Regions from separate parts of the Homo sapiens genome. Here region 1 is linked to region 2. The links are chromatin loops, found by intact Hi-C in ENCODE. Cell type or tissue: IMR-90. All regions are shown on one strand. Links, peaks and the distances in the headings refer to the core of each region. The heading gives the core; the rest is flanking DNA. Region 1 overlaps LOC105374007 (a long non-coding RNA gene). Region 2 overlaps LOC107986104 (a long non-coding RNA gene).

Region 1 (10,957 bases), core at 5,249-7,748, 190 kb before region 2:
ATTGTGTTTTTAAATCTCCTTCATATACAGACATCCCCTCTGAGAGATAATCTGGCTTATTCTTGAATTCCTCTTAAGAGAATTATTAACTTTCAAAACAATGTAGCTCATATTTCAACAACTATGTCAGAAATATTCTCCTTTCAGGACCTTTCTGCTCCTAGCCTTAGTTCTAGAGTTATCTTAGAGTTATAACCTTTTTGGAGTTATCTCGAACAAGTCTGATTCTTTGATCCCATGCAAACCTTTAACTGTTGTATGTCAACAACTATGGGTCCCAAAGTCTTTTTCTCTCCTCATGTGTCCATCATTTCCTATTTCCTTGATCATTGCTTACATCATATGGTAGACTATTGTTCTCAGGACATGCTCAGTTTATAGGCTTCCTAGAGTGTAGTGCCCTAAATTGGACACAAAACTCTGGGTTTGGCCAAATAGAACTATCATCCTTCTTCACTCTAAAATGATAAACGTTCGTCAACATATCCCAAGATTGCATATTAGGAATTTTGGACATTGTATTTCACTGTTGATTTATCTCAGGCTTGCTGTTGATTTAAACCATAAGTCATGTTTTCACCTTTCATGCTGAGCCCTGTGTCCTTCACTACCCAGAACTCAAACTGTTTTTGGACTTCAGTGAAATATTTTAAAATTGTCTCCTTTAAATTTCATCTCATTGTATTCAGGCTGGCTTGAGAAGATGTTTTTGGTCTTTATTTGGTCCTAAATCATTCATAATAATTTCCAGCTTTCTACCATCTACAAATTTGGGATATCTATCTTTCACATTTTTATATGAATTATTAATAAAATTATGTTATGATATAATTAAGAAAATTTCTCTCTAGGTTGCCACTGATACATAGATAAATGACTATTGCATAGTGTACAGTTATTCAAAAATTACAAATGCAACTAGTCAAATGGTCATCTCCCTTGTTTTCCCATATTATCAACTAAGCTATTTAGAGAGACTTTGTAAAATGCAGCTGTCACATGTTCCATAGCTATTACACGTGGCCTTTTGGTCTGCCAAATAGGAAAAACAGGTTAATCTCATGTGACCTATTAATGAACTCATGCTAACTACTAGTAGAAACTAGTTTCCCTCTTCTGAGTGAGGATAGCTCACTGTCCTTTGGTGGGTGCTATTTCCATCTCTCTCTCTCTGTTTTGGAATAAGAAAGACATTTGGTGGGTCTGCAATACTCCTGATCCTCTATTGGTTTTCCCATTTCCTCATGGGCACACATCACATTTGCATTTCTCTCAGCCACAGACATTAAAATTCTCCCTGATAGCATTATAGAGCTTGTTTAGAGAATGTAAATGTTCTCTTGGCACTTATGTAAATTTTAATACGTTTAATAAACTTAATTCCCTCCTGCTGTGTTTGTAGCACAATATCCATTCTGAAGAACATTCTCCACAGAGAAGATGGAGAGCAAACGAGAGATATGGGCTTTCACCGTCTCTCCATTTTCTATCAACTCTCAAAAGTGGGCTTCAAAGTGGTCTATAGGTCTTCAACATTCACTCTTAGAGGAATAAAAGGATAGGCTGGAGGAAATACTTTCAAATCACATATCTGATAAGAAACTTATGTCCAGAATACAAAAGAACATTTGAAAGGCAATAGTAAAATAGCCCAATAAAAAGTAGGCAAAAGATTTGAGTAGACACTTTACCAAAGAAATAAATGGATGGAAATAAGCATATGAAATGATGCTCAACATCATTAATTAGCAAGGAAAGGCAAATTAGAGCCACATGAGATGTCAATGCACACTTATTAGAAAAGCTTAAAGAGAAAACTGTTCATATCCAGTGTGGGTGAGGCTGGAGAAGAACTTGACCTCTTACATTGTTGGTGGGAATGCCAATGGTTTGGTCACTTTAGGAAACAATTTGGCAGTTTCTTATAAAGTTAAATTTACACTTAGCATACAAACCTAGGAATGTCCCTCCCTAAGTATTTACCATAGGCAAATGAAAACTTACATTCCCACAAAAACCTGTATGGGGATGCTCACAGTGGCTTTATTTGTAATTGTCAACAACTGGAAATAGCCCAAATGTTTCCCAAATGTGATAAAGTCATACAATAGTGTAATACACAGCTACAAAAAGGACAAACTATTGATATATGCAATAACATGGATGTATCTCAGATGTATTATGCTAATGAAAACACCAGGTCTAAAAGGCTGAATACTGTCCCATGTAAATGACCTTCTTTCAAAGGAAAACTGTAGAGACAGAACAGGTAGGTGGCTGCCAGGGGCCGGCATGGGGAGTTTTTTTGGATGGTGGAACTGTTCTTTATCTTGACTGTGGTGCTAGTTACACATGATCATATGTGTTTGTCAACCCATAGAACTGTGTACTAAGAAGGGTGAATTTTACTGGATCTAAGCTAAACCTCAGTTTAAAAAATGAATATGTAATTTTTTGTTCTTGTTATCTAAATATGTTTTGTTTTTGCAAACAAAACCATTTTAGTTTTTCTAACATATTGTTAGCTCAGCCAAAAGATCTTTAATAATAGCTGGACATAACTTCAAGCCTGTCTTGGTCTGTTCAGGCTGCCGTAACAAAATACTCCTATAATTGGTGGCTTATAAACAATAGGAATTTATTTCTCCCAGTTCTGAAGGCTGGGAAGTCTAAGATCAAGGTGCTGACAGATTCTTGCTTCTCCATAGATGTGTCTTCTCTGTGTAACTTCACATAGTGGAAGGAGTCAGGAACCTCTCTGAGGTCTCTTCTATAAGAGGACTAATCCCATTCATAAGGTATCTGTCCTCATAACCTAATCATCTCCCAAAGGCCCCACCTCCTACCATCACCTTGGTGGTTAGGATTTCAACATACGAATGGGGGCGGGTGAATACATATTTAGTTCATTACAGACACTGACCATTCAGATCTCCCTTTCCAAACCCTTCTCTCAAGGATTTTTTTTTCATCATAGAGTTCTTTAGTGTATATCTGATTATAGCCCTCAGGATCACAGCCCCCTAAGAATCTTTGCTGTTTTTCCCATAGATTAATATAGCACAAACCTAAAGGCCAGATTTTTAAAAAAATTTTTTTCAAATACCCTTGAACCCTAGCCCCAGTTTAACATTTGGGAAGGGCTCTGCAATGATGAAATACACACATATTAAATATGTCTGGTATGATCACATATTCCTGGTATTTTATAGAATCGTGAGGTTTTAAAAACCACCACCAGTCCAGATCGGATTTTCCTTGTTTGTCAATGAATATGGCACGTGGGGTGGAAGCATAGAATCACAGAATGTTCAAGCTGGAAGACACTTAGAGTTCGTCTAGTCCCATTCTCTATTTTACAGAATCAAAAGCTTCGTTGCCTCTTGGCCATTATCTGGTAACTTCAGGCACTCTCTGATCTTGCATTCCTTGGGCTCCATCCAGACCCAGGTCCAAGATACGCTGTGCTCCTAGAGAAATGCATTCCACTTGGATAAAGCAAAACAAAACAAAAGCCCAGCCACCTATTCTACTAGCAGACAAGAGTATAAATATGCAATTCTGAGGGTGCATCAGCGATCAGCTATGCTGTGGTTCAGTAAAACGAGGCTTCTTTAAGTGGCCTTGGGTCTCCTCTAAGGTTATACATTTTGGGTTCCTTTAAGGTTTCTGGTGGTCTAATAGTAATGTCTTTAGATGATATATTTTATGTATTTATTTATTGAAATTTAACTGCAGTTCAGGCTGAATATCATCCTGGATGTTCAGAAGTCTGTTTTTTCTTTCTTTTCTTTTTTCTTTTTTTTTTTTTTAAAAAACCACCTACCTCCAAGCCTACTCTACATTGTTTGGTAAATTTCTGAGAAGGAAGTTCAAGGCTCTTTCAAAAAGGAAAACATAAAGTTAGGTTTTCTGCTGCTCTTGGCTTCTCAAGAATAAAGTCTGTGGCAAAAGTACAGAACCACCAAGGTTTGGAGTTGTCACTGCTGAGGATGGATGTGTGATATTTGAGGAGACAGTCTCAATGGGAGGAAAACAAGGCTACCCAGCTCAGTTGTTTATTTCCCTTTCTCTCAACCAATTTACTAAGAGAAGTGTCTGGATCCTCAGTATATTTGTCCTGTTGATTATTTTCCTTACAATGATGTTTCCAAAACATGATACTGTCACTTTTAATTTTCACCTCTCTCTTACCAGAGCCCTTCCACTCTATTCTGGGCACTAGCAAAGTCACTATCCCTGGGGCATAAACTTCTACTTGAATTGAATTGGCAACAGTTCAGGTATATGGAACCTCTGATTGTTGAGAAAATGTGTGCTTTTGTGTCATTCTCTCTAAAATCTTGTCCTTCTTGTGTCCAGAACATGGAAGAGCTATATTGTTAAAGTGACTTAGGTTTGCTGTTTTCCCTTTTTGTTTCCTTGCTTGAGAGTGTGGATACTGTTTGGACTGGAAGAACTCTCATTAGAGCTTGATTTGGGGGCTGGGCAGGGCTTGCTGGGGAAGCACTTATTTCCCTGTGAAGCTGGCCACCTTCCTGTTCAGAGTTCCCTTTTGGAATTTCTCTTTGACATACTCTTCTAACTTCTTCACTCCTGCTCTGGTTGGCAAGGCCCCATGAAATGTGAATATCCTGTGGGCTGCCCTTGTGTCTAGTCCTTGCCACTCTCTGCCACCCAGGTCCTATCAGGATCCAATCTCATGCCCCATAATAATGCTCCTTAGACGTGGTCTCATTTTCTTAGTTCTTCTGAAAGGACAGTTTAATCTGATAAGTAAATGTAAGGTAAGAAACTCTTGTAGATTTTAACAGCAGCCATCCAGAGACAGAGAATCTGCTATTGCTCTCTAAACTAACAGAGTATCTCCAAGAGGAAAATGGGGAGAGCTGGGGAGGGTATCCCACATTGAAGGAGCCTCCTTTGCCCACCCTGGCCTTGGGACTGCCCATAGCAGTTCCAGAACAGTGAAATTTAGACCTTGGGCTTGGGCTGCGTGTGGCTTTTTGTGTTCACTTGGGCCTCTAATGTCTGTATTTCATATCCCATTATCCTGAGCCTTGCAAGCATCAGCAGTTCTGTGGCTCTTCTGGTGAATGCTACTTGTGAATAAGCCTCTCAAATCACAAAATGGGAGGAACTTTCACTAAGGGAAAAAGCATGGGCAATATTTAGCCACTTCCCAAAGCCACTTGGAATATATGTTGATTTATTCTTAGGAAAAACAAGACTAGAACAAGAAGTTTATTGAACATTAAAATTATTTAAAAAGTTAATGAATAGCTGTTTATTAACATGCTTACCTCCTTCTTCACTTCTCCAAAAACAAAGGAGCGGTATTTATACCCCAGCAGGACTTGCTTGAATACAAGGAACGCCATCTAATGAAAATCCCATGCCGCAGGCTGAGCTGGAGGGAGCATCGTGAGTGGCTCAGACCCAGGCCTTCAAGGCAAGGGACAGACACCGTCTTACTTGGTTTGCGGTGGAATATCTGGAAAAAGCATTGGTTACATTTTTTGTAACCCTTGGCTAATGAGTCCCAGTCAGTGGAGGCTGAGCTAAACACCACACAGGCAGCAGACCATCAGCTCGCTTCTCATGAATGCAAAGAAGATGTCATGGAATCAGGTCTTATCTTTTCATGTAACCTGGCAGCTAATTTCTCCCTTAATTAGTTGTAACACCGTTTATGCAAAACAAAGGATTTTCTTATTTCCTTAAACAAAAATTGTGCTGGAATTCTAGAATTTATTTTCTAAGTATGTAATTAAGCACATTACAAAAAGACATAATTGCAGGTCAGAGATTTTCTAGTGGAGACTGTTACCCATGTTCTCAGGGTGTTGACAGGATACGCTTCATCTCCCTGGTCCTGCCCCCATGTTATAATAGCTAACAGTTTTTTGGTATTTTTAAGTTTGCAAAGAGTTTGGATATGCAGAATCTCATGTGGAGCTCCTTATTAGGATTAAAGGGGGAAGAAAAGAATCAGAGAGTAAAATTTTAGAATATTAATGCTTGGAGGCCTTTGGGGATCACTTAGTCTAGCATTTTCCAAATTGTAACCAGTAGAATACGAGTTCTAGAAAATGATATTTGAAAATAGAGTTCCAGCTGGGTGCGGTGGCTCATGCCTGTAATCCTAGCACTTTGGGAGGCCGAGGTGGGTGGATCACAAGGTCAGGAGTTTAAGATCAGCCTGGTAAACATGGTGAAACCCTGTCTCTATTAAAAATACAAAAATTAGCTGGGCATGGTGGCACGTGCCTGTAGTCCCAGCTACTTGGGAGGCTGAGGCAGGAGAATCACTGGAACCTGGGAGGCTGAGGTTGCAGTGAGCCAAGATCCCGCCACTGCACTCCAGCCTGGGTGAAAGAGTGAGACTTCATCTCAAAAAAAAAAAAAAAAAAAAAAGAAAAAAGAAAATAGGGTTCCAAAATGAAATGAGGTTGGGAAACCTGGGACACTGTTTCCCCTCCTGGAGATTTGCAGTTCATATTAACATATTATAGGCTTTGGGGATTCCCAAAATAAAAAAAAAAAAGTATTAAGTTTCTTTTAATGAAGCATTTCCTACTTTTATTTGATTATGCAGTATCTCCCCTCCCCTCATATATATATATATATTTAACATTTAAGGAAACCAAAGCCTTACAGTTACACGGTTAATTGGTGGCAAATCCTCGATTTCACAATTCTCGGGCTCCAGATTATTACATCACTTGCTAAGGTCTGTGAAGTACTCTGACTGTGACTCACAACCGAGGACTTGTGGAATAGTGACTGGGCCACGCGACTGCACTCTCTTAAGATTTTGGTTTGCCAAGTCATTCTGAATCTAATGATCTTTGGGTGATTCCCCAGACTGAGGAGGAAGCAACAGCAGCTGTGCATTGGGCCCACAGAAAGAATGGTTGAAGACTGCAGTGTATTTTGAGTTTCTGCTTTGGAGGGGAGGGTTGGTCCTGATGCCCACAGACGAATGGCCTCCTGGTTCCAATCAAGGCCAGCCCAAAGTAAGTCAGTGAAGAGGTGAAATGTGACTTCAGAAAAACTCTGCTCTTTTTTCATTTTACTATATAATCCTTGATATAAGTGTAACTACACTTTCACATCCTCAGTGCTTTTGATAAAAATTCTGCTCTGAGAGCTTTTATTCATATTACATTATAAGTGATTGATAACTACAGTTAAAGGTTAAAGTGTTTCCTATCCCACAGGGATTTCCATTCCACCCTAAACACTGTGCTAAAAAAAATAAAGCTCTAAGGGTGGGTCTCGAGGCGAGTGGTGAGGGAGAATTTTTTCCCCTACATGGGGACATAGGCTCTGAAAACCACATTGGATGGATACATATCCTTTTCATGCTTGAATAAAAAATATACATTTCTGGTCCAACCGAGTTTAATACACATCTTGACATTTTATTTTAATATTTCTAGTAAGATATCTTTTTTTTTGCAAGATGGAGTAGCCTTATTGAGTCCCTAGGGTACAATGTCACTTGATTCTTCACACATGAAGAATGTGGTTTCATTTTCTCAGTTCTCTGATAAGTAAATGTAAGGGTTCTCTCTCTTCTTTGAGGAGATAGGAGAACATGCTCAGTGCTGCATAGTACTATAGACTCATTAATTCCTTGACAGTGAGTAGCTGTCATATTCCAGACCTGGGGAAAGAGAGACACCTAGGTCATGGCTTCTGTCCTCAAAGAGATTACCTTCAAGAGGAAGCATTCATAAATTTATATAAACAGATAATAATAATTTGATAATTTCTATAATGGAGATCTATCCCAAGAATGTGGGAATAAATCTTCATGTTAAAATGTTTTGAGTTCTTTGACAAAGTCAAATCTGTCTGAAAAGTACTTTAATAGAACACAAATTTTATGCTAATTTTCAGGCCTTAAATCTAGGCCAAAGTCATGGGTAGTGCTTAACACATAAATAAGTTTCCTGTATGATGTGTGTGTGAGGTGAAAACCTTTTCACCCTTAACCTACTCCCCTCACTGCCATCATAAATGGTACAAGCTTTTAAGGTGACATTTGTGTTTAGTGTGGTCTGAAGGCCTTTGTTATTGGAGACAGGCAGCACACTAAGTTAGGGAAAACCTTGGATTTAAAAAATATTAAGAATTACTTGGACAGCCAGCAAATTCCTTAGTAACTTGCAATAGAAAAGAAAGGCTTAAAAAAAAAGAAAAAAAGGAAAATGTGGTCTTTAGGCCTTGACATCTCAATTAGCTTTTTCTAAAGCTAATCCACCCAACTAAGTTTACAACATATTGGTTAGGCACATCATCAGGAATTGAGATGGCAGGAATCATCTAAACTTGCTTAATCAGGGCCTTGTTGAATATCCCAGCAATGCAAAACCCTAGATGGCGGATGCAGGTGGTAACCAGTGTCCCTAGGAGTTGTGCAATGTGGAGACAGTATCCTGTCTATGAATGTCTTTGTTTACTCTGTGTCCCTCTTTTCTTACATCTGCCACATGTGAACTCATAGGGCATGAGTTCAAACAGTTGAATTCCAGAGCTATAAATGACGTGGATTCCCTCTGGGAAGCAGTATTGGAACAGTTTAACACCCAGTTTTTGAAACTGACATGTTTAGGTTTAAACCATGGCTCTGCCCTTTACTAGCTTGTGTGACCTATGAAATGGGGAGATTTATAACACTAACTTGTAATGAGATCATCTAGGCTAACCACTTAGCACCTGGCACAGTATAAATATACAAATACATGTTAATTGTTATTATAACCTTATCTCCTATCCCTCCATTTAAAAAGCAGCTTGGGACTCAGTAATGTGAAAAGATTTGTCTTACGTCTTTTGTGGCTAGTCAGTAACAGTCAGAATTAATTTAGTGTTGGCCTTAATTGAGCCATGTGATTTGCTCAATAGAATTTTATATTTTAAGCCACCTTTGAACAACCATATAGTAAGGGTCCATTTGATCTTTCTCCTTCAACTACTTTTCACACTTACACCATGACATTCTTTTTGCAAACATTTCAGTAGTTTTGGTATTGGGCTTTGAATTGGTAGCCTTAATATTCTGTTTTTCAAAGTCTGTTTTCTGTAAAGCTAAACCCACAGTGGACTGTGCTATTACTCTGCCCAGATTCCCTCAAATCCCTTTTACTGTTTATGTCTGTGAGCTTCCCCTCTTTTGTTTGTTTGATTTTCTCCTAACAGTCCTCACTTGCAACTCTTCTGGAGCTGTGCAGACAGCCAGAAGTGTCCGGGATTTTGTGTTCCCCGATCACTCCACTCCATTCCCCTAAGCCCTTAGCCCATGAGTGTATCTTCAGGAATATGAAGGCCCAGCCCCTGTGCTACTGGTCAGGACAAACTCTAAAGTGTGGCTTATATTCCAGATTCCCTTTGGGGATCAGGCTGAAGCTAGGACTTTGCCTGAAATCCCGCCTTTGCTTGGCTGCTTTTCCTTCCCTGTCCCAATTTCCTGGTTAGGAGTGAATCACTCCCACATTTGTTCACATTTTATCTCTTTATTATTTTTTTTTGTTCCATCAGAGTCTGCTTCTGGAACCCAAACCTAAGGGACTCAGCTATGTTTGTGTTGACCTACTATCAATAAAGAAGATCCTTATTTAAGAACAGGCCACCTTCTGTTTTACACATATACTTTCTGACCCTAGAAATTGTTCAGAAGGTGGAATGTTTTGCTGTTTCAATGAGATCACATGTGTAAAGGCTCTTTGTACACTGCAGGAGCTATAGAAATGTGAGTTATGATTGCTCAAATTTCATTCCCTTTGCTCTAATTTTGAGTTAGGGGAGAGAAAGCCGGCCTGTAAAGTACATATCACAGTTTCTCTTTCTCAGCTTTCAACTGCATGGGAGTTTGTATTTCTGTTTCTACTACTCCATTTCCTCTGCTGATACCCTGCCAGGGAGGTGAATGTATCAAGTCAGGAAGTAGACTTCTCAGAATAAAGAATGCAGAATTAGAATGTTTAGTGCACCCAAGGTTAGGTGTAGAGTGTGTCATATGAAAGTAATAGGTATACTTTTTTCATAGCATTTAATATGCCTTTATCCTTAAATTTTTAATAGGTTTTGATATATCAAAGTATATAAAAGTATACACTTTATTATAATTGTCAACTGTATTTTTGTAGTTTTCTTCTCTCACTTTTCAGAGAGGGGAGAATTTAGCCCTTACTGTGAAAACAAATACACAAGGAAGAAACAAGCTTATTACAAACAAGAATGTTCCTCTATTACATGTACTGATCTAAAAACCTTAGTCTAGTTACTCCTCCTGAAGCTCATGTTTAATATTTGGAATAGAAAATACTTTTCTATTAAAAAATCCAGAAGAAATTAAGATATTGATTTTTCCCCATAAGATCTCTGTTGTGGTGACTGCAGTGACTGTAATATCTTCTGTCGTTGCATTTGTAATGGCTTCATCAAGAATGAGATTGCCTCCCAAAGGGTGGGTTAGAAGTTTCCCATCTGCAGGCATTGCTTGGCCAGCATCTATCCTCTATTTCCACAACCCACCATGTTTTTTGGAATAATATGGGTGCTCTTAGTAACTCATGCAAGGGTGGTCATTTTGCTTCTGTATGATATTGATTCTATAACTTGCAACCAGTGGCAGAGCTCAGTGGAGGACTTTCCACCTTCCACCCACCCTGCTCTTTTCTGGCCACAGCCAAGAGCTCCAGATTACAGAGATTCTGACTGGTGAATTTGGAAGTAATCACTTCATTTCCCAGGAGGTCCAATTCAGGATATACCTCTAGTTTAGAGTTGGTTGCGAGAGTTATGCAAACCAACAATAAAACTGGGAGACTCCAGACGCCATTGCCCTCAAGGCCTTGGGCACAGCCCAGGGAGTGCCTGGCTGTGTGGACTTGGAGCCAAGGGCCCTGGGACTGCATGCGACACCACTACTCAACACACAAGAGAT
Region 2 (9,873 bases), core at 7,171-9,670:
CAATGATAGACTGGATTAAGAAAATGTGGCACATATACACCATGGAATACTATGCAGCCATAAAAAATGGTGAGTTCATGTCCTTTGTAGGGACATGGATGAAGCCGGAAACCATCATTCTCAGCAAACTATCGCAAGGACAAAAAAACCAAACACCGCATGTTCTCACTCATAGGTGGGAATTGAAGAATAAGAACACTTGGACACAGGAAAGGGAACATCACACACCAGGGCCTGTTGTGGGGTGGGGTGAGGGGGGAGGGATAGCATTAGGAGATGTACCTAATGTAAATGACGAGTTAATGGGTGCAGCACACCAACATGGCACATGTATACATATGTAACAAACCTGCAGGTTTTGCACATGTACCCTAGAACTTAAAGTATAATAAAAATATATATATATAAATAAATAAAGTAAAAGATGAGGAAATCTAGGATAAGATTTAAATAATAATTTGGTATGATAGAAGATTATTAAAATAATTTCAGGCCATACATTTGAAATGTTACACATTCTCTTCAGAGAGTTTGTGTATAAATAAAGTTGACTGACATTAGAAATGCTATTGGTGTGTAGCCAAAGGAAAACTACTATCAAATGTAGAGTTGTGTTAGTTAAGTAAATGAATCCAGTTAAGATGTCTAGATCTTCAAATAGCTCAGTGCTTGCTATCATTTTCCAAATCTTTTTTATTAACCCATTAATTTTTGAGAAATACATAAAGAGAAATGGCCAAGATTTTAAAAAGATGAAAGTAATCTTCTCAAGGAGATATTAATTTTTCCCAGGAAATAACTATTGCTAAAACACAAAACTTCTTTGCAAGTTTTAGTCATGTGCGATCTTTCTATTCCATAGCCTTAAAAGCCTGGCCTACAGGAAAGATCGTAATTGAAGGCCATGAGGTTTTATTTCCTTGACTTATACTCTTAGAGAATTTTATCCTAGAGTTGCCAACCAAGTCAGATATTAATATATGATTTAGCAATTGTTTTGTAGCCAAGAAACACTCTGTTGATTCTGTTCTTAACAGCTGGATTCACCACATAAAAAGTGATCAAAGACAATAGTTTATGTCTAAAATACACAGACAAAGATATTAAATTTAGTAATTTGTTTTAGAAGTATGTGTAAACTAGGCATCAGTCAAAATAATCAGTGGAAATTTCTTTTTATGCTCAGCTTTTTATGTTGGGCTGAGAAAAAAAAAAAAAAAGATGACCAGAAGTCTTTTTCCACCCTCTTGCACCCTTCCTTATCTCAAACACCTCGTGCCACTCCAGAATTTATAGAAGCCTCAATTATGAGACTCTACCAGACCCCAACTTCCTGTATTAATTCTCTTATCAAGACTTCTACTTCCCAAATTAAAATATTCTTCCCTGTATCTCACCCACTCAAAGCTCTTTTGATATAGAAGATAAAGCGGCAGCCCTAGACAGATGGTATGACTTCCTCAAGGTCACCCAACCTCTTTAGAGCTTTAGTCAGGTGTCTTCTATTTCAAAAGGTGATAAAATTTAGGATAAGAGTAAAACAAAAGTTATTCCTTAATTAATGTACTATTTTCTCATGTTATTCATTTGTACTTATGAGTGCCAAAGGTTTCTGCTGGGCAAGGGGGATGAAATATGTTTGAGATATCAGTAGATGTTAAATTAGACTACATAGGGATATTCCTACCTGCGGGTTGTTGTATTAGTCAAGGTTCTGCAGAGAAACAGAATCAATTGTGTTTGTTTGTGTATGTGTGTATGCATGTATGTATATATGTAGTAAATGCATTATTGCACTTGGCAAACTGGAGACCTGAGAGCTAATGATGTAGTTCCAGTTCAAAAACTGGCAGGCTCTAGACCCAAGAAGAGCTGGGTTTCAGTTTGAGGTGAAGGTGGAAAAAAACCAATATTCCAAGCAATCAGGGTTTAAGGAATTCTCATTTACTCAGCTTTTTTGTTCTATTCAAGTCTTCAATTGATCAAATGAGATCCACTCACATTAGGAAGGGTTATCTGCTTTACTCACTCTACTCATTCTTTTAAATATTAATCTCACCCAGAAACACCTTCAAAGACACACTCAGAATAATGTATGACCAAATGTCTGGGTACCCTGTGGCCCAGTAAAGTTGACACATAATTTCTTTTTTCATGATCTTATGTATTTATTGCATGTAAGTGACTTTCAAGGATCATTTTGCCAGTTGGATTTGTAATCTCAGGGGCAGTGATCCTAAGTACTGCTATCCTGGGGCTGGTGTCTTTAAAGTTGTGTGTTGGTTTTGATTTGTGTTGCTTCAGTTTTGGGGGAAGATCATCCCCAAGCTTCTCTCCAGTGCAGCTCGTGAAGAAGGCTCCCTGCATTACATTCACTGTAATGCAGTGACATTGATACTGACCCTTAACCACACAGCCAAGTATTTGTTGGAGGCAGATATTAAACTTTTCCAGAAATACTTTTGGGATAGGTCCTTTCTTGCCATGTTTGTGCATAGTGATTCTGGTATACAATAATGCACGCTCGAGAGAATGCAGGCATCAATTTGTCGGTATGGGAACAATCTATTTTGGGGAGTAGCACTTTCTTTTTTCTGTTTTTTTTTTCCCTCAAATTCTATTTTAAGTTCAAGGGGTACATGGACACATAAAATTAACCATTACACACATGGAAAAAGGATCAGTTTTCATCTGTGAGATTATAGACAGCAGAAATGGGAGCAACGGGCAAAACTCATGGGAGACTCATTTAAGCCTATTATAGGAAGATGTTTATAACAGGTGTGACTATATTAAAAAAAACTGTTCTGTAAGAGAATGAGCTTCCAGATCTTCAAGCTTAAGCTGAATGATTCTCTGTAATGCGTGCTTTAGAAGGAGTTTCTGCTCTGACTGAAGGTGGGACTGCCTGCTCCCCCCTCCGCCGCGAAGTGTTTCTACCCAAAGAAGTATGATGTGCTCAATATTTCGAAGGCCAGTCTTATTTTCATGTAATCTTGGCCAACTCTCTCTTCTGCATGTCACAGCTAGAGGGATCTCTTTAAATACTTATCTGAATGAGTAGATTTGTTAAGGAAGTTCTTCTAATAGAAGCTAATGAGAGAAAATAGAAGGGAAGAAGCCAAGCCATGTCTCAATCTCAGCCGTTGTCTAAGGTAGGGTAGAACAGAAATTACAACACAGAGCTGATGTCATAAACTGTGAGCTACCCTTGGAACAATATCTCCCAGCATGCTGCATCTCTGGGAAGAGCAGCTCCAGTTGCTCATCGACAGTCCTCTGAAGCAAAGTGTGGGAGTAAACCTTTGGGAGGACTGCATGGAGGAGTTAAGGGGTGGGAGCACAGAAAGAAACCACAAAGGGATTCTGAGAGGATCTAGGTATAGAATTAACACTGTTCTCATCATGTTTCGTTTTAGTCTGGGATGATATGAAACCTTGCAGACGACATGCATGGATCAACTCATGAGACAGTAAATCACTCAAAATCTTACTACAAAAGACAACGTCCTTATTTGCTTTTACAGAAAAAGGTAAATCTTCCTTGACATATTCGGCAGAATCTATGAAGAATTCATTCATTTATTCTTGAAATAAATATCAAGTAGAATCTCTGAACTAAAAGAAACTTCTATGTTGCAAAGCTTTTCTTTTTTCCAAATAATGTAACAGTTTAGAAAACTTGAGAGGTGGGGAAATGTGCTTTCATTCAGTTCTATGTTTTTCTGGAACAGAGCAATAAAAGTAAGATTGACATCTCGCTGACTGTTTAACTGCCAACATTGCCACCTGCTATCCTGAGGCAATAAGCAGCCTTATTGGCACCCTCGTGCCTGGAGAGAAAACCAAAAGATGATGAATAGCCAGTCCCTAAAATCAAACGTCATGCACAGCAGTGGCTGGCACAAGATGAAGTGCTTGCTAAGGAAATAGAATGGTGAATTGAAGCTCTCAGACCATTGATCAAACTTGTTTGTAGCCAGCCTTCAGTGTTTTGTTTCTGGCTGCTAGAATCTCACTACCCTTCTTGGTCTAAAGGAAGCCAAAGACCCTTCATCTGTTTATACAGACCATATGTAACTACAAACAGAACTGTACAAAGTTGTCCCTTTGGAGTCCAGGCATTCATGTACTTCCCCCATATGTAAGCCAAGAAATGAATGCATTCACTGTTTTTTATTCCCCTGTGAGATCTTGCTACAGATTTACTAGTGGTATGACTTAACCTGTATTTCCAACCTACATATGGAAGAAAGTAATAAAGCAAGTAGATAGTGTTATTGTTCACAGAAAATGAGACCTTTCTGACTCCATTCATGGATGGATAAAGACCTCTCCATAGACTCATCAATTTCACTTTACAGACGTACCTGGAAATTGATTAGCCCTTGGAGTGGGGAGCTGCACCTTGCAAGGTACACCTCAGAAGAAGTGGGAAATTTTAGTATTCATAGTTGTTAATGACAACAAGCTAATACTAGTAAGAGAGAATGTGTCATCATGGTAAGTCCTTCCATGAAACTCTCAAAATAAAGGTTATTTATTCAGAAGGGTTTGAGTCCACTTACTAATATATAGTTACTGCATCATATCACAATGCTCTCTGGCCCTTCTAGATGATTGATCCCTTCCTCTGTGCCAAATCTATATGTTCACATACTTTTATTGCTGTTATCATACTGTTTTATTTTACTATTATTAATTGAATTATTATTATTCATTGAATTATTATTATTATTATTATTATTATTATTAGAGACAGACTCTTGCTCTGCCACCCAGGCTAGATGCAGCAGTATGATCTTGGCTCACTGCAACCTCTGCCTCCCAGGTTCAAGCGATTCTCCTTCCTCAGTTTCCTGAGTAGCTCAGATTACAGGTGCATGCCATCACACCACCTGGCTAATCTATATATATTTAGTAGAGACAGGGCTTCACTGCATTGGCCAGGCTGGTCTCAAACTCCTGACCTCAAGTGATCCACCCACCTCAGCCTCCCAAAGTGCTGGGATTACAGGAGTGAGCCACCGCACCCAGCCCAATTTATTGAATTATTTTAGACTTTTAGGGCCTTGAGAGCAATGACTTCTGTCTTACTTACTTAACTGCATCTCTTCACATAGGACACATGTAATTGTGTTCAGTAAATATATATTAAATGAGTGAATTAATGAATGAAAAATATAAAGCAAGAAATTGGAAGAAATGAATTCTCAAACTCCTTTACAGCCTGTGATTGGCAGAATTCTAAGATGAGCCCCAAATGACTCGTGCTTGTGTAGTCTCCTTCCCTTGAGCATGGATGGATGAAAATATGATGAGCTATCACTCCTCTGATTATGTTATATTATATAGCAAAATAGATTTCTGAAGAGATAAGATTACTAATTTTAATGATGGAGTTTAATCACTGTAAACTTTGATTTTAATTACTGAAGATTTTGTAGATGTACTTAAATTTACTGATCAACTGCCTTTGAGTTAATCAAAACAGAGATGATCTGGGTGGGTCTGACCTGATCACCCGAGTCCTGTAAATTTGACTCTAGAGGTCAAGGACAGAAGTCAGAAATTGGAAGCAGCAGAGACCTTTTCTTGTTAGCCCTAAATGGGCACCTGCCATGTTGAGAGAGAGCCAACATGTTGGGGAATGGCAGATATCCTCTAGGAGCTCCTTCACATTAATCAAGAAGGGGCCTCCTAGACATCAGTCAAGAACACAGGGACTTCAGTGTTACAATCTCCGAACTGAATTCTGGCAACACTCTGAATGAGCCTGGAAAAGAACCACAAGCTTCAGGTGAGGCAGCATCCCAAGGCAACACCTTGATTTCAGCTATGTGAGACTCTGAGCAGAGAACTCAGCTGCGTGGTGCTAGATTCCTGACCCATGGAAATGGTGAGATTATAAATAAGTGTTGTTTTACAGATTGTGGCCAATTGTCACACAGCAATAGAAATTAATCCACAGTCCTAAAAACAATTATTTAATGGGCAATTTTAAATAATTTTTATGAAGTGGCCAAGAATAAACATATCTTTCATATGCTTCTCATGGCATTGTAATTTCTCCTGTTATGAAATCAGCTTCATGAGGTCTGGGAATTTGCATGTTTTTTTCATTGTTGTATCTTCATGGCCAACAATAGTGCCTGCACATGGTAGACTTTTCATAAATATTTGCTGAATGAATCAATGTTTTTTGAATTGGATTAAATTGCTTACTATATACTATATTATTGCTATACTGGTAGCAGTGGGAGTGGGTAGGAATGGTATAAAGTAGGGTCATTTTCCTTGAGGAATTTACATTCTGTGATTTTTTTCTATTATAAAATAGAGATTGATGCATGGAAAAGGACAATCTGACCAAGTCTGCCTTCCTTTCCCTAGCAGAAGATTGAGTGCTGTAGAGGAAATATCACGAGCACAAGAGTCAGACAAATTTGAGTTTGTACTCAGGTTCAGCGACTTACTGGCTGGCATTACATGGACATTCCCAGTTCCTCATCTGTTGATAGGGATTAATAATATCTACCTTGCAGAGTTTTTCTGAGGATTAGAAGCAATATGTGTACCTATGGGGTGATCAATAAGTAGAAACATTATTTAGGACTGATGATGACTTCTGGTATTTTATTCTTTATGTTTTCTTTTCCTCTTGAGTAAAATCAGTTTTTAATGTGAATTAGCAATTTTTTATTCCTCTTGAAAACATTATATGCATTATTTTAGCTCCATATTTAAGGGTTGTTCTTTTTTCTTTCTTTCTTTTTTGAGATGGGGTGTCTCTCTGTTGCCCAGGCTGGAGTGCAATGGAATGGTCGTAGCTCACTGCAAACTTTGCTTCCCGGATTCAAATGATTCTCCAGCCTCAGCCTCCTGAGTAGCCGGGATTACAGGTGGCTGTCACCATGCCTGGCTAATTTTTGTATTTTTAGTAGACATGGGGTCTCACTATGTTGGCCAGGCTGGTCTCGAACTCCTGACCTCATGATCTGCATGCCTCAGCCTCACAAAGTGCTGGGCTTACGAGCATCAGCCACTGTACCCGGCCAAGAGTTATTCTTTATAGTAGGCGTCTATTAAGGTTGACTTAGAGTTTAGTTAATGTAGAATGCAGGTCTTAATGGCTAATGATAGGTGCAGTAGCTTTCCACTGAGCATATTTCCATCACTCCACCTTCCAAATGTTGCCTGACCAGTACTGAAGACAACGGAGTTAGGAATTCCTCTAAGCCCTTTTGTTCTGTTAAGACATCCCAGTATAACAGTTTTACTACATTGTTTTTGTTGCAAAGGCAACACACTGTTGGCTCATACTGAGTTTGTAGCTCTCTAGATTTTGTTGATAGAAATGACTATTATTAAGCCAGGTGTCTCCTGTCTTGTACATATGAGATAATTTTGGAGACCACTATTATCTTGTTAGTTTCAGCCCAATATTCCAACCTGTCATAATATTTTTTTAAACTTGATTTAGCCATCCATCATATTAACTGTCTCTCCTAGCTTTGTGTTGGCTGTAGATGTGATAAGCAGGCCATCTTGTCCTTGTTTAAGTTATTAGCAAAAGTGTGGAGCACAATATATGAAAGTATAAAACCCTGCAGCATGTCACCAGAACACTGTTTCCCAAAGTATGTTCTTTAAGATACTAGTTCCATGAGATTCTAAAAACACCACATATGATCTGCCTTTTCTTGGAAAGTCTCAGTGCAGATTGCATGTTATAAACTGCGAATCTTGCAGTAAATAAAGGAAAATCTTCTTTAATTTCAATTAATCCAACATTTTCCAAGCTTATTTGTGTAAGAAAACCCATTTAACAGTTGTTTGGATTTATTTATATTAACATAATGCCATGTTCCTAGTTCACGGAATACACCCCCATCTAGCCCTAATAACATGCTTTAGAACTTTATCATGAAAGACACAAACTAATAGGTCTCTAGTTTCAAAAATTCATTTTATTCATTGTGAACTTTAAGATAAGGCTCCTTTTTTGTCTCCTTGCTATTCAATGTTATTCAATGTAAACATTGTGTTACTTCAAGTTGTTTTAATACTCTGGGCTACATTGATCTCCCCATTAATTTGTCTTATTTTATCTTGTGCCTTATTTTCCTCTTCTCCATATTTCTTCTTTTTTTGGATTGAATATCTTTCTCTATATATAAAAGTTGGAATAAAACAATGAGTTTAGCATTATACTAATGTTACACTGTCTCTCCCAAATAAATTTGATTCTACATGTTCTTTTCACTGTGGGAAGAGCAAACTTTAATTTTTAAAAAAATCATTTAAGTTCTGTATTTTGTATTTTGTTTTCCACAGCCTATTTTCAACTTGATGGTTTATGGAACTCTTATATTTTTATAAGAGTTTATGGTTTATGGAACTCTTATATTTTTATGGTTTATGGAACTCTTATATTTTTATTTTTGGCTATACACTGTTTATTCTGACTTTTGTACATGTCTTTTTAAAAATGACCTCATCCCAGACAGTACCTAGGGTTCCAATTTCTGTTTGTTTTAAAAAATGTAATCAGTAACTGTATTATCAAAATGTTATTGTTATTCTTTCATCTCCTGAAGCAGTCTTCTCTTTTGAATCTCTAGCCATGTAGTCATTCCTAATTTGTCTTACACTTTTTGAGGCCTGCTTTCCTAAAGTCCAGAGTAGATATCTGGCTGTCCCCCAGGATTGCTTTCCACAGCTTTATTATAAATTCCAAGAACATTGTTCACATTCTCCAAAGTTACTTTCACGTCCGTTGACTCAGTCAGTTTTCCCTTGTTGCTAAGAATTAAATTCAAATTAGCAACTCCTTTTGGTTATTTATGGACTCATTAAGAGATGAAATTATTAGCAAAGCAACCTCAGGGTTAGTCAGGTAACTTGATTTTCACATTAAATATATAAAGAGTACTTACTATGTGTCACGTAAGGCTCTTGTTAAGAAAAATATAGCAGAGAACGTGACAGAGAGAGGAGACAGAGGACATAATAAACAAAAAAAGTCAAAATAATTTCAGCTAATTACAGGTTCTGTAAACAAAGTAAATTACCATAATATGACAGAAAGTTATGGGTAAGGAGTTATATCCATTACATTAAATTAGATGCTTAGGAAAGGCCTCACTAAAGAAGTAACACTTAAGCTGAGAGCCAAATTCCAAGAGGGATTAAACCATAAAAATGCCTTAGGGTAGAATATTCCACACGGAGCAATAGCAAGTGCACAAGCCCCAAAGTGTGAATAGTCTTTGCATCTTCTAGGAAGAGGAAGAAGGCCAAAGAGCTGAACATAGGGAATCAAGAATGCAGTGGTGGGAATCAAGGTTCAAGAGTGGGCAGGAGATGGAAAGGCAGGGAATATTTCTCAAGTTAACTTTGACTCCAGATGAGGAATAGATGTAGACATGATCGAGAAAGGTGGAAATAAAGAACCCAACAAGGGATCTACTGGAGATTTCAAGAATAGGTATCTGAGGTCCTCCTTGCTGCCATGATTCAATTCTGCCATTTTTGTGATCCTGAGGTATAAATATGACATATGTCCCTCCTGCTGGACTCGAGAATGTTATGCATTCTCCCCAAACTAGATAATTTATTATGGCTCTCATTTTTTCTGATTAACTTGTTTTTCTTCATATTTTTCTTATATGGGTCGAGGTTTTTCACATAGTTCAGGCTTTCTTGATTTGTGATACTACTCCATTATCCCATCTCTTCAGATTTGTGTTTCATCAAACCAGACTAATAGTCTTGCTCCATTTGTGCAAAAATGTTACAAACGATGTCGTTGGAGTGGTGCCACACAGAGCCCCTGAACACTGACTAAGCATATTTTAACCATGAGTCACA

What was found. Hi-C counts contacts between places; a loop is a spot of excess contacts. Peaks named below come from ENCODE experiments on the same cell type or tissue, not always from the same donor. Only the 100,000 strongest peaks of a DNase experiment are listed, where the experiment ranks them.
Region 1: it touches region 2 in a loop (2.6-fold over the local background); 1 of 110 quality-filtered maps calls a loop at or near these places.

What each region holds. Positions count from the first base shown.
Region 1 is chr3:99,501,961-99,512,917 of GRCh38, reverse strand. All of the region lies in intron 1 of LOC105374007 (a long non-coding RNA gene), which reads left to right. It overlaps LOC105374005 (a long non-coding RNA gene), which reads left to right. Exons shown (of 5, transcript XR_007095985.1): 4 at 5,332-7,019; 5 at 9,550-10,957. Among named protein-coding and RNA genes, the nearest start is that of COL8A1, 130 kb to the left of the region's middle. In IMR-90, for the core only: no CTCF peak of the experiment used is centred there; a DNase peak (open chromatin) is centred at 6,787; H3K27ac peaks cover 290 bases.
Region 2 is chr3:99,318,984-99,328,856 of GRCh38, reverse strand. It overlaps LOC107986104 (a long non-coding RNA gene), which reads left to right. Exons shown (of 3, transcript XR_001740816.1): 2 at 3,420-3,533. It also overlaps the pseudogene ARHGEF28P1. Among named protein-coding and RNA genes, the nearest start is that of COL8A1, 310 kb to the left of the region's middle. In IMR-90, for the core only: no CTCF peak of the experiment used is centred there; a DNase peak (open chromatin) is centred at 8,696; H3K27ac peaks cover 387 bases.